3 separate regions of the Homo sapiens genome follow, and regions 1 and 2 are each linked to region 3. Evidence: read pairs that join two places in POLR2A ChIA-PET (ENCODE). Cell type or tissue: PC-9. All regions are shown on one strand. Links, peaks and the distances in the headings refer to the core of each region. The heading gives the core; the rest is flanking DNA. Region 1 has its middle 58 kb from the start of TRA2B. Region 2 has its middle 25 kb from the start of TRA2B. Region 3 overlaps ETV5 (ETS variant transcription factor 5).

Region 1 (5,755 bases), core at 847-4,846, 89 kb after region 3:
TTGCTTGTACTATAATGTTAAGTATATATGTATAATACATGTCTGCTATTATCCTAATTATACAAATAATCTCCATAAGAAAAAGACAAGAAGGAAATGATAATAATTATTGGGCTAGGGTGGTGGGTCCACAGATAACTTCTAAAATCTTCTTTAATTAGTTTCCTCAAATTTATTATAAATAGTTAAAATGCATACGTAATGGAAACCATGGAGTATTATGCAGAAAAATATTAAGTAAAAGAAGTAAGATAGAAAATGTTATCTGTGTTAGTTACAAATAAATATATATATTTGACCAAGAATGAAAAAGACCACAGGTAAAAGGAAACAGTTGATTTGTCTGCATGAAGGATTTTTGAAAATTCTTCATTGCAATTACAATATTGTTTGTGAAATAATATTTGTTTCAGGTCATCTACCCAATCTTGAAAACCTGTCTCAAAGACTTCCTCTTTTTTTAAGACTTTCCTCATCTTCTGACCAGACATTATTGCTTCTTTGAACCACCGTGGTATTTGGTTTTAGTTGTTGTATGATGATGATGCAATGGTTCTCAAACTTCAGTGTGCATTGAAACACATGGAGGTGTTTGCTGGGCCTCACCTCCAGAGTCTCGGATTCAGGAGATCCAGGGTAGGGTCCAATAATTTGCATTTCTAACAATTTCCCTAGTGATGCAGACATTGCTAGTCTGGGGAGCATACTATGCAGTAGGATACTCACCCCAGGACTAATGTCTATTATCTTCCTCCTTTAACACTTGTCCATGGTCAATTAGTCCAAGAGTAGAGATAATTAAGCTAAAATGTACCATTCCAAATATATCATGCCCCTGGGCACACAGTTGGTCCAAAGGTCCAAAGCTCCCAGACCAATCAGAGCCCTTTCCCAAGATCTTTAAGAGCCGTTAAGATGTATGCATGGGGCTGGGCACAGTGACTCATGCCTATAATCCCAGCACTTTGGGAGGCCAAGGTAGGTGGATCACTTGAGGCCAGGAGTTCGAGACCAGCCTGGCCAACATGGCGAAACCCCATCTCTACTAAAAATACAAAAATTACCCTGTAATCCTAGCTACTTGGAAGGCTGAGACACAAGAATCACTTGAACCCAGGAAGCAGAAGTTGCAGTGAACCAAGATCAGGCCACTGCCCTCCAGCCTGGGTGACAGTGCAAGACTCTGTCTCAAAAAAAAAAAATATATATATATATATATATGCATGGAGCTGGCCACTTAAGAGCCTTTCTGTAGTGGAATGAAGCCAGCAGGTAGAAAGAAACTCAGATAAAATACAGAGCCCAAAGGTGTTTGTTTGAGCCTGTACCAATTTGGATTCTTTGAGATGAAAGTAGCAGATATTGAACTCAAACCATGAATAAAATGAAAATAAAATTCTAAGAAAATTAAATGCCTCACACAACCTGAGATAAGCTGGGCTCCAGGGCTGTCTAATACAGCCACTGAAGGACGTCACCAAAGACCTGGGTTTTTTCCCATCACTCTGCCCTTATATTTGGACATTATGATTGGTTTAGTCTAATCAGTGGGGTAGAACATTAACGGACATGTGAGAGTTAGACAGGCAAAGACAGTGAGTATAACCAACACAGCCCCAAGCTGTGTTACAGAATCATTCACAAAGATCTCCATAGAATCCAGAGACTGTCCTGGAAAATCTGTCGTTCACCTCTTCACTTGATCCTATGACTCCTCTAGTATCTTTCCTTTTATTCTCTCTGTCTCTCCACTTGCTTTGGGTTGCTGTTCATTGTCATCAGAGTCCCAATATCATAGTATACCTTGGAGTATCTCATTTTTTGCCACCAGTTTCCATTCACCCTTTAGTTAACCACAACCCTATTCTCCTTCCCAATCTTCAGCCCATGGCTTCAGCTGGGGTCCTATCCTTGGTTCAAAGATGGAGCATGTAACCTAGACCTAAGCTCATCAGCACATCATCTTCTCTCCCCAACCACTGCAATGTTTGGTTGAGAAATGAGCATATGGCCTGGTTACAGCTAGTGATGCATTATTAAGCTTTTGCCAATAATCCCAGGAAAGAAACTGGGAAAGCTATTCTGCCAGACCAATCAGAGCCAGTCAAAAATTCTCTATTTCCCATTAGATACGAGCCAGAGAGGTAGCGCAGTAGCTGCTAGGAATCACCTTGCAACCACAAGGGTAAATCCTGTCTGAGAACGGCAGCAACCCAGAAAGAGAAGACCTAGGTCCTGAGCCCCTAGCCCCTGTTGTGCCTTTTGATGCCTCTTTCTTTGCTTAAGTCATATGGAGGCAGAATTTTCAGCATGTACAAAGACAGGAGTTACAACTGAGAAGTCCTTTTCCCCATCTCTCTTGTGGCAATTAGATAGCATGCTTTTTGAAAGCAGAGACTAGATCTTGTCTGCAGTTGCATTTCTCCACAGTCGTATTGGTGCTCAGCACATAGTAGGTACTGAAGCAGAATTTCTTGGATGAGCTTGAGGCAGGCTCATCAGGCCCCAGAGCTGGGGTAGCTAGGAGAACCTTTGTCCCTTCCCTGGGCAGTTACCGATGCAAGGCCAGGACCCTTCCTCTGTGTCATCATCAGAGATGCATATAGTTTTTCGTAATGAAGGAAGTTCAGTGTGGGTTATCAATGAGTGTTACACTTGAAGATTCCAGTTGGACCTATAGAGACCAGGTTCACCCATCTAAATTCCCACACTCACCGAAAATAGGCCTTGAAATGCAGCAGTTCTCACAAGAGCTATTTATTTTGCAGCTGAGCAGAAGGCCTTTCTTATATGTTTTGCATAGGAGCTCAATATTAAACCCAAAGTCAAGGACCCCACGACTGCCATGCACCTTGTTTGCCAGACTCTGTCAGGATTCCCACATTCCAATAGATCTTCATTTCTGGCAGAGCCTGGGGCTTAGAGCAGAGAGAGAATTCCTGGAACAACTTGAGTTCCCTCCAAGACCAATGGACAATATCACATCCCTCCCCTTTGGGCTCTGGCCTAAGACTCCTGTAGCCCAATTTTAGGAGGCTAGGGGCCCTCTTGATTCCCAACATGTCTCTGACCCATCAGAAATGCTTGACATAGGGAAATTTACTTTCTAAGAACAAACTAGCCTGGAAGGGAGTGCTGGGGCTGTTCTTTCAGGGGAGAGATGTTTAACTGATTGTTTTTTGAGAGAGAGGTTCATGCTTTGTCCTTGGACAGCATTGCAGCATTGCAGAGCCCTGAGTTGCTTTAATTTTGACTCCGCTACCAAGAGGTGAGTCAGCTTAATGATATCAATGTAAGAACAGAGATGACGAAAGAAGAAGTGATTAACCTACAGCAGTCTTGCTGGTTAATATTAGAGCTGACCAATTCCTGAGGCCCTCTGTCTCCCAGTTCTGCAGATGCCGCTGTTAATAGGAGATCATCAGAATCTAGCTAAAAAGTATGCTAATCACATCACCCTAAGTTACTCTGGAGACATTTAGACCCTTCATAACCTAGACCCTTCCTCTCTCCAGCCCCATCTCTCATCATGATTCATCTCTCAAATAATATTCCAGTGATAACCTTTTTGGAGCTGATCATTTAAAGCAAGCTACATCCCTCCTCTATGCCTTTGTTTACACTGTTCCTTTGCCCAGATTGTCTTTCAACCTGTATCCTATTCCTATCTCTATTTATCCAAAACCCTCTCATCTTTCAAAGCCCAGCTCATATATCATCTTCTCTATCAATATCTCTATCTTTCTTCAACTGATCCCCTTCCCTATACCACCATAATCTTTCAGTTCTGAATGCTAATGGTAGCTTGAGGCTATATTGGTTATACTCACTGCCTTTGTCCATCGTAACTCCTGTACAACTTTAATATTCAGTTCAGTTTTCACCTCCTCCAAGAAACCTACCCTGTTGCTCCCAGGCTTAGCTGAGAACCCCATCAAGCTTCATGCCTTGTGTGTGTCTGTGTGTGTGTGTATCTTCCTCACTAAGCCGTAAGGACCTCCATGGCAGGGACAGAGTCACAATTATGCATATCTCTCCAGAACTTAACATAATGGGGATAACTCTTGGGAGCTTAATTGAGCCAAAAATCCTTGCCACTTGGGACATCTCCTCAGAGATGACATTTGCAGGGAGCAGTTACCTGTGGCCAACAAGGAGATGTTTACCCAGTACCCATTACCCAGTGCACTGCATTATTCTGGAGATTAAAGAAAGCAAGCCTGAGGCCGAGCATGGTGGCTCACGCTTGTAATCCCAGCATTTTGGGAGGCCGAGGCGGGTGGATCACCTGAGGTCAGGAGTTCGAGACCAGCCTGACCAATATGGTGAAACCCCGTCTCTACTAAAAATACAAAAATTAGCCAGGTATGGTGGTGCGCGCCTGTAATCCCAGCTACTCAGGAGGCTGAGGCAGAAGAATTGCTTGAACCAGGGAGGCGGAGGTTACAGTGAGCCGAGATTGCGCCACTGCACTCCAGCCTAGGCGACAGAGCCATACTTTCTCTCAAAAAAAAAAAGAAAAGAAAAAGAAAAGAAAAGAAAGCGAGCCTGGGCAACATGGTGAAACCCCTTCTTTACTAAAAGTAAATAAAATTAGCCAGCCAAGTGTGGTGGTGTGCGCCTGCGGTCCCAGCTACTCCAGAGGCTGAGGTGGGAGGATCGCTTGAGCCTGGGAGGTGGAGGTTGCAGTAAGCTGAGATTGCACCAATGTACTCCAGCCTGGGCAACAGAGAGAGACCCTGTCTCAAAAAAAAATAAAAAATAAAAATAAAGAAAGCAGAACCAGTCAGCCTAACACAGCCAAAGACTGAGTTTACTGCTGTGGTTTCTCCCTGGTATCAAGGGAGATTGTCCCATCTGCTTTCAAAAATTCAAATAAAGTAACAGACACTGAACAAGGCACTCGATGTGGTGTAGAAGACACATAATTATAAATAAGGCATTGTTCTGTCCCCAAGGTCCCCTCGTGGCAGACACAAAAGAGTGCAGTACACAAGTCCCATGGATGAGCTTGAGGCATCAGCTTTGCTTTGAAGAGTTAAGAGAAGCCTCACAGAAGAAGCGATATTTGACCTGGGTCCTCGAGGATGAGGAGGAATCTACTAGGCAAAGATGGGAACTAGGGGAGGACAATCTAGGCTGAGGGACCAGTCCGTGCAAAGGCTCACAGGCTGGCATGGACATGGCACGTCTGGGGGATGGCACATGTCTAGCTCGTAGGTGCCAGAGTCTTCGTGGAAGGTGAAGGAAGAAACGGGGGCAGAAGTGGAGCTTGGGACCTGCTTGTGGGGAGCCTTGAGCATTGTGTTAAAGATGAGGCTCTTATTTGACAAGCACTGGGGAGGCTTGAATGCTTCTAAGCATAAGAATAAAAACTGGCAGCAGTGCTCAGGACAGACAAGAGGGGCAAGAAGGCGTATCAGAGAGTATTGCTATAGTTGGTGAGAATGATAAGGATTAGGACAGAGTGCTGTGCTAGAGGAGAGGACGGCGCATGGCTTGAGAGATGTTGTGGGGGTGGAACCGCAAGGAGCCAAGCCTGTTCGGCATCCCGAATCCTTCCAGCACTACCCACATGGCCCCTATTCCCCCGCTCCCCAGCACATCCTTCTTCCCTCCTTGGCTGTTAAACCCTAAGGCAAGGAGATTCCAAATGCTGACTACATCTTCCTTGGCCCATCTCAGCTTTTGGCAAATAAATTGGTGCCATTCCCCAGAAAGCTTTTCTTGAACTTCATAAAGTTAGCAAAGAGGA
Region 2 (5,755 bases), core at 920-4,919, 120 kb after region 3:
CTTTACCTTCCACCGTGAGTGGAAGCAGCCTGAGGCCCTCATCAGATGCAGATGCACAATCTTGAACTTCCCAGCCACGAGAATCATTAATCAAATAAACCTTTTTTTCTTTATAAATTAGAGAAAGTAAAACAAAACCCTTTTTCATCCCTCCTAGGATGGCCATTATATGGAACCATTCACAATTAAAAAGCAGGTGGGTTGAATATTTTACTCTGACTTTATAAAATAAAAATCTAAACAAACTGAAGTACTTTCTATTTGAGTATAATTTGTGCTTTTTGCAGGGGGTTGGGGGGTGCTGGAGTAGGTAGGGTGGGTCATGGTCCTTGAAAAGGATTTTTATAGGGAGGTTTCTGTTATTGTCCTGGGACCATGTTTTTGAATGACTTTTACATGCTGTGCTATGCCCTGGGGATGTAGTGGTAAACAATAGCAGGTTTGAACAAGTTGGATATAAGATAAAATTTATGAAAGACATTATATATTGGATTATGGCCTAATGAGTTCAAGGATTTACCCCAGATTATACAGCTGCTTAAGTAAGGATTTCAGGATTCAAACCTGAACATGGCACCTGCCAGCACAGAGCTTAAAGACTAGCAGAGGAGATCATTAAAGAGCAATTATAATACAGCGTGATATGTGCTATTAGGGGAGGAGGTAAAGGGCTGAGGGCACACAGGAGGACATAAGTGGAGCATCTAACCCAGACTAGAGAGAGGCTTCCTGAAGGAAGTGGTAACAGAAATGAGCCCTAAAGAACAGGCAAGAATTGGGAGAAGAGAGGCATGTGGAGTGTGTTGCATGCAAAGCAATTGCAAGTGCTTTATTCTAGAGGTGACAGAGAAGGGAGTGAATTCAGAGAACTGAAATGAATCTGACTGAGAACTGCAGGTCAATGTCACACATGAGGCTGGAGAAGCAAAATAGGCCTAGAGGGCTGCACTTTGTTCTGGGAGCAGGAGATTTTATGAAATTGAGCAGTATGTTCAGACTTACATGCTGGGAAAGTGCTCTGGTTAATGGAGAGTGTGGAATAGGATAGAGAGACCACAGACAAGGGTACAATTAGTGGGCTTTAAAATAATCTAGGTAAAGGTTGATAATGACCTGTGCTAGAAGGGGTTATTCAGGTGGAGGGAATAATGCAAATTTAAGAGATACTCAGAATATTAAAGGATACATTTTTAAAGAGTAAAATGATAATTTGTACACACATAAAATGAATGTGTCAAAATTTTATTTAACTCATTAATTAATGAGGGAACCAGTACAATGTTATAAGAAAAATTCAAAGAACACACATATATGTAGGCAATCAAGAATGCCAAAATGCTAAAATGAATGTACAATTAGGGACAAAACCAGTCAATATCCACCAGGCAATAATCAATTGTGGTCCACCAGACACAATTCATTTGTATTTCTTTTTTTTTTTTTTTTTTGAGACAGAGTCTTGCTCTGTTGCCCAGACTGGAGTGCAGTGGCGTGATCTCAGCTCACTGCAACTGCTGCCTCCTGGGTTCAAGCGATTCTCCTGCCTCAGCCTCCTGAGTAACTGGGACTACAGGTGCCTGCCACCATGACTGGCTAATTTTTGTATTTTCAGTAGAGACGGGGTTTTACCATATTGGCCAGGCTGGTCCCAAACTCCTGACCTCATGATCAGCCCACCTCGGCCTCCCAAAGTGCTGGGATTACAGGCATGAGCCACCACACCCGGCCTTCATTTGCATTTCTATGGACAAGAATCGGTTGCGTTATTATCTATTTGCTACAACTTATAGAGTTATAGATATCTTAAAAACAAGGAAAGGCTCACAAAAGTGAGAACGGTGCCCTGGGCATGGACACCCAGCAACCTTTTTTTCCCATTTCAAAGTCTTTCACAGTTTTCCTTTTTTTTTTTTTTTTTTTTGAGACGGAGTCTCGCTCTGTCACCCAGGCTGGAGTACAGTGGCGCGATCTCGGCTCACTGCAAGCTCCACCTCCCGGGTTCACGCCATTCTCCTGCCTCAGCCTCCCGAGTAGCTGGCACTACAGGCGACAGCCGCTACGCCCGGCTAATTTTTTTTTTTTTTTTGTATTTTTAGTAGAGACCGGGTTTCACGGTGGTCTCGATCTCCTGACCTCATGATCCGCCGGCCTCGGCCTCCCAAAGTGCTGGGATTACAGGCGTGAGCCACTGCGCCGGGCCTTCACAGTTTTCCTTGACAAGATGATATCAACAGGATTTTGGTGATTAACTGGATGTGGTGATGATGAACAGGGAGGATTGAGAGAGAAAAGTCAAGTGTGACCATTTATTCAAAGAGGTTGAGGGGGCATTTAGCAAGATGTTGATGTTGGAACAGAAGGGTACCGTGAGAAGGTTTTGTAGGCAAGGGAGTCTGAGATGTGGGGTCAAGGAAAGGATGCGTGGCGAAATATAGGGTTGAGACTAATAACCAGAGGGGCTTACATCTTGAGCAGTAATGAAGGAGAATGGGAATGTGATACAAGGTGGTATTAGCTGTCTACAAGGTTTGAAAAATTAATCAGATTTGAAAGATGGTTCTGTTTAAAGGTGGAACATGGAGAGAAGGCAAATGGAGTGTGGAAAAAGCTTCTAAGAGGGAGAATGGAAAAAATCAGAGAGATTTAGAAGACAGAATTAATAGAGTGACTGGCCACTCCCAAAAATCTTATCCAACTGCCTACCCAGTCTCTGGATGCCTAGTTGGCAACTCAAGTTTAATGAGACCAATTCAAGTTTAAGGAGTTCCTGACCTCCTCCTCCCCACTGTCTCCCATATTTCAGTGAATCTCAACTTTATTCTTCCAGTTACTCAAGCCATAAAACTTCAGAGTCATTTTCAACTCTTCCCTTCTTACCCCTGATATCTGGTCCACCAACAAATCCTGCCAACACAACTTTTAAAACCTCCACAGAATCTGACCACTCTCCACAATCTCATTGCTACCACCCTGGTCTAAGCTACTATCATCTCGCCTATTTTATGACAACCACCTCCTAACAGGTCTTCCTGCTTCAGCCCTTATCCCCTATAGTCCCTTCACAAAGCATAAGCTAAAATGATCCTTTTAACACCAAAGTCATGTGATTCCTCTGCTCAAAATCCTTCAGTGTCTGGTATGCTGTTGCAATCCTGCAGTCCCAGCTACTTGGGAGGCTGAGGTGGGAAGATCACTTGAGCCCAGGAGTTTGAGGCTGTGTACTATGATGGCTCCTGGGATGGAGAGTCACTACCCTCCAGCCCAGGCAACACAGTGAGACCCTGTAGCTAAACACAAACACACTGAAAAAACCAAACCCTTCGATCACTTTTCTCTTTCAGGAAAAGCCAACATCTTTACCATCACCCTAACGCTTAATAGAGTCATCCCCCGCTCCATTGCCTCTTCTTCTCCTTTTAATATCATACTTGACTGTTGATTTTTGAGAATTTATTTCACTCTGCTTCCTGCTTTAGCCCTTGACTTCCTCCAGACAAATTCCTGTTCTCATAGAGCTTATATTCTAGTGTGGAAAGACAGGCAGAAATAGAAGAATTGAAGTAAGGAAGGGAGCCAGACATGGGCAGGGTGGAAGCAGAGTTGCAATTTCAAATATAGAGGTCTGGAAAGTCCCCATGGAAAAGGTAACATCTAAGCAGAGACCTGAATGGCATGAGGGGGAAAGCAGTGGGTAACTGTGTTAGTTCTTTCTCACACTGCTGTGAAGAAATACCCAACACTGGGTAATTTATAAAGAAAAGAGGTTTAATTGACTCACAGTTTCACATGGCTAGGGAGGTCTCAGGAAACTTACAATCATGGCGGGAGACACCACTTCACAGGGTGGCAGCAGAGAAAATGAGGGCCCAGTGAAGGGGGAAGCCGCTTGTAAAACCACCAGATCTCATGAGAACGAACTCACTATTGATACGAACAGGAGACAGGGAAATACTGGGTAGAAGAGGGTGGTTCCTGGCAAAGGCCCCACCCTTAAGCCTGGATACCTGCTGCCCTAAGTAATAGGCATTCCTGTTTTTGCACCCCAAAAGTTGCCTTCTGGCCTGCCACCACCCCTATCCTGTATCCATATAAGCCCCAAACCCCAGGCTCCAGAAGCAGACTAGGAGACAAGGAGACAAACAGATGGCAGAATGGTGCAGCAGAGGAGAGAAGAGAAGGAACGTCAGGAGGAGTTTGGCTGAGGATGTTCGGAGAATCAGCCACTGGACAGCCAAACTCCAGGGCAAGATCATATTTCTACTCCATCCCCTGTCTAGCTCCCCAACCATCCCACTGAGAGCCACTTCCACCACTCAATAAAACCCCTGCATTCATCCTTCAAGTCCATGTGTGACCTGATTCTTCTGGGATGCTGGATGAGGGCTTGGGATACAGAAAGTTGTCACACTAGCCCCCTCCTTTTGCAAAAAGGCAGAGGGTTCACTGAGCTGGTTAACCCTTAAGCCATCTGTGGATGGCAAGGCTAAAAGAGTGCACTGTAACACATGCACACTTGGGCTTTGAAAGTTACAGACACCCACCCCTAGATGCTGCCATAGGGCTGGAGCCCAAAAGCACTTGCCCCAGTTCCTGCACCTACCGGTATGCATGCTCCCCATCTCTTAAAGAGTTTGAGCTTGCAGTGGCAGAACAGAGAGCCACACCCCTGTGGCACACCCTGTGGTGGGGGACCAGGACCAGGGAACTCTCTCTTTTCACTATCATGAGAACAGGCTGGGGGAACCGCCCCCAGCATTCATTTATCTCCACCTGGTCACTCGTATGACATGTAGGGATTGTGGGAACTACAATTCAAGATGAGATTTGGGTGGGGACACAGTCAAATTATATCAGTAACAGAGGGAGATCATTCTAGGTTGAAGAAGCAGCCAATACAAAGGCCAGAGCCTTTGTATTTGTGGGATTGTTTTGGAGGAACAGCAAGAAAGCCAGGGTAATGAAGCGGAGTGAGAGGAGGGTGGCAGGAAGAGAGTTCTGACACAACATTTCCAAGGCCCTGTTGCAGGGCATTAGCAGGACTTTGCACTTTACTGGGAGTGCCATGGGGCTGGGATCTTTTAGAGGGTTTTGAGCAGAGGCCTGACATGATCTGACAGTTTCAAATGGATCCTTGGGAGGCTGAAATGAGAATAGATTGAAGGAGAAAAACCTGATTTGATTTATATTGTGCAAAGATGGCTCTGACTGTTGAGGAACAAACTGTAAGGGAGCCAGGAATGCAAACTTCCCACACACTCCATCCTTGCAGACTCCCTGGAAGATTGGTCAGGCATTGGATATTCACTACAAACCCCCAGGCCCCTCACACTTGTACCTTTTGCTTATTAGGAAGTGAGTGGAGAGAAGACTTCAGAGTATAGCTTATGTTGAAATGAGACTTATACCAACCAGTTAGCCCCATGACTGGGAAAGGGAGATTACGTCAGTGTCCTTGTCCTGCTGAGATCAAGTTACAAATCAAATCATGCCACCCCTTTACCACATCAAGAACTAAAGCAATAGGATACTTTAAAAAATTTCTTCCAAAGAGCTCTTTGTTCAGCCCACACTTGCAGGCTCTAAAGTTACAAACAGGAAGACAGGAGAGTGAGCAAAGTCAGCATGCCCTAAAAATTAAAGACTTTTTACCTGTTGCTCCAAACACTGTAATTACTTTCTTGCTGGCCATGTTATCAGGAAAAGAGAGAGTCAGTGGAGTAACAGAACTTTCCCTGGAGCAGCGACACCAGCCGAA
Region 3 (5,755 bases), core at 1,201-5,200:
CATTCAACAAAAGTGTTTTCCTACGTCTTGATCCTTGGGGCTGTAATAGTGAAGTTTACCATTAGCACGGGCATGGGGTGGCCGCCTTGAACAGTCCACAGGCCTGTACTTGTGGGCAGTAAACAGCTTTTGTCAGCAGAGGGAATTATTATTTCTCTTGAATGGACCAGTTTATTTTTTCTATTTTAAAACAACTGAGTTGTTTCTTTGGAAGACTGTTTCTAGACCATCACAGAAGAAAGATTTTCTAAAATTTGATATATTTTAGTATTAACTCTGTGGTGCTATTTGATGAGGACCAGGCTGCTTTTTTAAAAAGTAGAAATTTAATTGAAGTAACATACAGAAATCACAAGAGTACAGCTGCATGATGAATTCTTACAAACGGTATAAGCATTTAGATCAGAAAACGGAACTTATCAGACTATAAGAAGACTCCTGTGCCCCCTTAACAGGCACCACCCCGTCGAGAGTAACCTCCCTCCTGACTTTCAAACACCATAGATTAGTTTTGTCTTTTTTTGAACTTTATATAAATGGACTTACATGGCATGTACCCTTTTGTGTCTGGCTTCTTTTAGCTCAGCATATTTGTGAGATTCATCCATGTTGTTAAGCATAATTGCAATTTCTTCATTCTCCCTTCTGTGTAATGCTAAGATTTTGTTGGGGGTTACACTGAACCTATAGATAAATTTGGGAAGAATCGATATCTTTATAATGTTAAGCTTTCCAATCCACGAGCATGATCTATCCTTCCATTTATTGAGAGTTCTTTAATTTTTCTTAGTGTTTTGTGGTTTTCAGTGTAGGCATCTTTTTTCTTTGTTTTTTCTTGAGACAGGGTCTCACTCTGTTGCCCAGTCTGGAGTGCAGTGGCATGATCACAGCTCACAGTAGCCTCAGCCTCCCGGGCTCAAGTGACCCGCCCACCTCACCCTACCTCATAGCTGGGACCCCAGGTGCACACCACAGTCCTGGCTGAATTTTTTTTTTTTTTTTTCGTATCTTTTTGTAGAGACAGGAATTTGTTATGTTGCCCAGGCTGGGCTCAAACTCCTGGGCTCAAGCGATCTGCCCTACCTTAGCCTCCCAAAGTGCTGGGATTACAGGCATGAGCCACCATGCCTGGCCCAGTGTAGACATCTTATATGTCTTTTATTGACACTTTCCTAGCTATTTGATGATTTTGTTGATATTGTGTATGCTTTTAATTTCACATTGTTTTAGTTACTGTATACTAAAAGTTTTTTTACATGTTGACCTCATAGCCAATGACCTTGCTTACTGATTCTTATACTTTGTGGATATTTTTATATTTTCTATGTACCTAACCAGGCCATCTGTTAATAATGACAGCTTTCTTTCCTTCTTTCTAATTTGCCTTATGTTTATTCTTGCCTTATTGCATTGGCTAGGACCAGGCTTGGATTTTGATCCCTGTGTCAGATAGAAAAATCTAAGGAGTTCCGTAGTCTAATAAGAAAAGCAACTATGAAATTGGTTGACTTGTGAGCATCACATCTAAATTTAAAATGGTGTTATGGTTGTCTGCAAGGCAATACATGTACTTGATTGTGCATACCCACAGATATGGACTTAATTACATCTTATCAGCTAACTGCCCTTCTTTTTTCTACCCCTGACGAGCTAAGACTGTCATATATATTTGTGCATAGATCCTTAGCAGAGTTCTTATAGTCAAATAGGGGTCCAGACAGCTCACGCAAGATCTTCCTGCCTCAGTGGTGGTAGTAAGACAATTGTCCAGAAGCAATTGCAGGGCAGGGCAGGGCTTCTGGGGAGAGAGATGGCATCCATGGCTGCAGTGCGGAGTCTGGGTGGTAGTGACTGGCTATAGAAGATGCCAGGTCTTCTGAAGTGCTGGTAGCTGTCTGAATGAGCAGAATGTTTTGATCAGCTCGACTATAGAAGGGAGAGTGAGATCTTTTAGATGGAATGCTAGAATGGGAGGCAAGGATTACAAAAAGTGAAGGCTGCCGGGTACGGTGGCTCACGCCTGTAATCCCAGCACTTTGGGAGGCCGAGGCAGGCGGATCACCTGAGGTCAGGAGTTTGAGACCAGCCTGACCAACATGGTGAAACCCCATCTCTACTAAAAATACAAAAAATTAGCCGGGAGTGGTGGTGCATGCCTGTAATCCCAGCTGCTTGGGAGGCTGAGATAGGAGAATCACTTGAACCCGGGAGGCAGAGGTTGCAGTGAGCCGAGATTGCACCATTGCACTCCAGCCTGGGCAACAAGGGCGAAACTCTATCTCAAAAAAAAAAAAAAAAAACGAAGGCTACTGGAGTCAGAGATGGCATTGCTTGTGACAATGGAGGTGAAATAGAGATCCTGGTTAATTTTGGTATCCCAGAGCCAGACAAAGGTGTAAGTCCTTGAGTGGATTTAGGGGTATGACGTGTGGCTCGCACTGGGGAGTGTAGGGTAAACATGAGGATACAGCCCTGAGAGCTGGAAAAAAGTATCCTTCTGTTGTCTTCTCCCGTATTGTCTTCCTTCTCTCTTTCCCTTTATCTTTTATTCTCTCTTTGATTGGTCTTTTTTCTCTCAGATTCCTTCTGGGAGCCAATATAATGAAAAGACTAAGAACTGCATAGGTAGGAATCCTGGCCACTGACCAGCTGTGAGACGTGGCAAGTGACTTTGAGCCTTTACGTGGCAAGTGACTTTGAGCCTTGTTTTCGTGTTCGTAAAATGAAGACAATGGAAGCATTAATAGCTTTCTCATTGAATTGGGAAGATTGAGTGAAATGATGTATGTAAGAGCAACTGGGCATAAAGGAAATGGTAAGGGGTCTGGCTGGCTGCCTCTTTCTTGGTCTGCCTTCTTTGTTCTTTTCCAGAGGTATTAGTTCTTCTCATCCATTTTTCCTTTGTTCTAGAGCATATTCTGTTAAACAGGTGTAAGTGGTATTTTTGTTTAGTTGAAAAAAAGGTTTATGCCTTCTATTTTTAATGTACAAAGTGAGCGAGTAGAGTATCTCCCATTTCTGTCAGTGTGGTAGAAGATGACTAAAATGACAGTGCGGAGGCCCTTGCCTCTTCTCCCCTCGAATAGCAGCACCCCTAAGCCCTTTAGTTCCATTGGGCCTCAGGATCCTTATCTATAAATGTGAGGGCTTGAATTCAGCATACTGAGGCCCTAATCTATCTCTGATTGCATCGTTGAGAAGATGCTAAAAGTCAGATGCCTCACTAAGTTATGCGGGCCAGCCATGTCTGTTTTGCTTAGCATCATAGGCCCCCGACATCCAGAATACCTGGCCCATCGAAGATACTCTGTGAATGAATGAATGAATGAATGAATGAATGAATGAAGACAGAAAGAAAGATCTTCATGACAAAGAAGGTAGTCCACATTCAGCAGGAATTATTTTCAGGGCACCACTGACTTTGTGGGCCCCTCTTCTACAATTCTGAGTTTAAACTCAAAGTTTCTAATTGCAGAAGATGTTTATTAGCTCAAATGTCAACTTTTTTTTTTTTTTTTTTTTTTTAGCATTTCTTTTCAAACTTCCTCAAGAGTTCATGATCCCTTTTCAATTCCAATTTGTTGCCATCCTTTATAGTCCTGGGTCTCTGTCATCATTTAGCAAGTCAGCTGTGCAAAGGTAAATACTATTTTTGAAAGCACAGGGTATAATTACACAACATCATAGCACCATCTGCAAGGTGCTGTGCCCTTTTCTTTATTTCTCAAGGCTGCATCACATACCTCATTTTACAAATGAAGAAACAGACTGAAAGCAAGGAGCATTCCTTGGCTTCTGAGTTCCTGCTTTAAATACACCACTATCTCTGACTAACACATGCCAGAATTAGGCTCCTTCACACATCCTCTAGTCCCACAGACCTTTGAGGAGCTGAGCCTTGTTCCTCACCACTCACAGGGCCCCTCATGGCTTTCCTGTCAGTGTAGATCTGTGAAACTTTCCATTCTTGTTCCTGCCATGTTTTGTCCTGCGGGGAAAGTATATGTAACTAACATTGTACCCAGCCTTGTAGGGTAGATGTGGTCCCTGCCTTCACGGTTAAGAACAAATTGGAAATATAATCCATTTGTTCACAAAAATACTTTTTGAACTCCCCCTTTGTATAAAGAATATACTATTCCACATATAAGACGTTTTGGGGTAGAAGGTACTATATAATTTAGAGCCAAAATGATGTGGTACACACTAAGTACTGTCTGGATTTGAAGAAATCAAGACATCAGAATTCGCTGGCAGCTTAGATCCTTTTAGATACGTGCAGTTCCTGAAACAAATACAAAGTGTTTCTGGGCAACTTTGGCATACCCTCTGGTGTTAGACTTGTCAGCAAAATTGGTAACTGTTATAATAATATTGTGACAATGTCAAGACACTTCTAAAACCTGAAATCAGACCATTCAATAATACCCTAATTGTTTTCTTTCCAAACTTAGGTAAAGTGGTGATTGCAAATGATTATCTTTAGATAAAGCAAGAAAAGTAGACGTTTCAAGGACATGTAGCTTTTGTTTAAATTGGGTCATCATTACCTTTCCTCATTATTTTGCCAAAACTTTTATAGCAGAAGACTGGTGAGAGGAAGGGCAGTGACCACGGGGCAGTGCTGAGAACTGCCAGACTATCTACTGTGTTGGAGGAAGGGATTTCTGTGTCAAATTCTCATTTACTAGCAACATTCAAACAAGCTTCGCTATTTTCTGTGTCTGAATATCTGAAACAGTTGATAACAATTGAGTGTTGGCTGCCATGATGTCACCATCAAAAAATCACGAGAGAAACTCTAATGACTTCTAAATATAATCTGCTAGTTCTCAACTTATTTTATGTATTCAGGAAAAGCAGTTGGCATTATATAAGAAAAGAATTATGAAAACCTGTCCTTTCCAGTCAGTCACTGGCAAGACTTTGCAGCAACATTGCTTTATAACCTTGTCATCTGTGATAGAGTCATCTGTCTCGTATTCAATCCTGAATTCAGAATTTGGGATTATAGAGGCACCTGAGAGGCCAGTTGGCTGGAAGATAGTTCAGCCTTATCAGATATTAATAGAAAAGAGATGATTGTTTAGGCCGAGTGCGGTGGCTCACGCCTGTAATCCCAGCACTTTGGGAGGCCAAGGTGGGTGGATCACAAAGTCATTAGTTCGAGACCAGCCTGGCCAACATGGTGAAACCCTGTCTTTACTAAAAATACAAAAATTAGCTGGGCATGGTGGCGGGCACCTGTAATCCCAGCTACTCGGCAGGCTGAGGCAGGAGAATCGTTTGAACCCAGGAGGCAGAGGTTGCAGTGATCACGCCATTGCACGCCAGCCTGGGCGACAGAGTAAGACTCCGTCTCAAAAAAAAAAAAAAAAAGAGAAAAGTGATGATTTGTTTAGCTAGTTCTACCTCGTATAATTACTAAGAAGTAACTCCTAAAGATGTTTTAGGAGTAAACATTGAGTCAAAATGAAAATGTTACTGGGTCACCAGACCACTGACTGTAGTTAGCTATTTAATGAGACCTTTGATACAGTGGCCAGTGGCCAGCATAGAAGCTTAACTTGCTCTCCTTCCCCACCTTCCAAGGTAGCTAGACAAGGAGTAACCATTCTAACTCAACTAGAAGGCAGCCCTTATAGCGCAAAATGCATCTTTCCACTTTGGATAAAATGCTGTCTCTGCAACAATTTAGCTCCTAGAGAAGACAGAAAAGGCAAACTCGGTTTTTTGTTCTTTGGGTTTATTTTGG

Evidence for each region. ChIA-PET counts read pairs that join two places held together with the same protein. Peaks named below come from ENCODE experiments on the same cell type or tissue, not always from the same donor. Only the 100,000 strongest peaks of a DNase experiment are listed, where the experiment ranks them.
Region 1: POLR2A ChIA-PET joins it to region 3 with 15 read pairs; 2 of 35 experiments call an interaction of 5 or more read pairs at or near these places.
Region 2: POLR2A ChIA-PET joins it to region 3 with 19 read pairs; 3 of 35 experiments call an interaction of 5 or more read pairs at or near these places.

What each region holds. Positions count from the first base shown.
Region 1 is chr3:185,993,087-185,998,841 of GRCh38, reverse strand. No RefSeq gene overlaps it. Among named protein-coding and RNA genes, the nearest start is that of TRA2B, 58 kb to the right of the region's middle. In PC-9, for the core only: no CTCF peak of the experiment used is centred there; a DNase peak (open chromatin) is centred at 3,311.
Region 2 is chr3:185,959,973-185,965,727 of GRCh38, reverse strand. It overlaps the pseudogene NMRAL2P. Among named protein-coding and RNA genes, the nearest start is that of TRA2B, 25 kb to the right of the region's middle. In PC-9, for the core only: no CTCF peak of the experiment used is centred there; a DNase peak (open chromatin) is centred at 4,757; H3K4me3 peaks cover 3,605 bases; H3K27ac peaks cover 3,122 bases.
Region 3 is chr3:186,082,053-186,087,807 of GRCh38, reverse strand. The region is part of intron 5 of ETV5 (ETS variant transcription factor 5); the gene reads left to right. Among named protein-coding and RNA genes, the nearest start is that of ETV5-AS1, 5.8 kb to the right of the region's middle. In PC-9, for the core only: no CTCF peak of the experiment used is centred there; no DNase peak of the experiment used is centred there.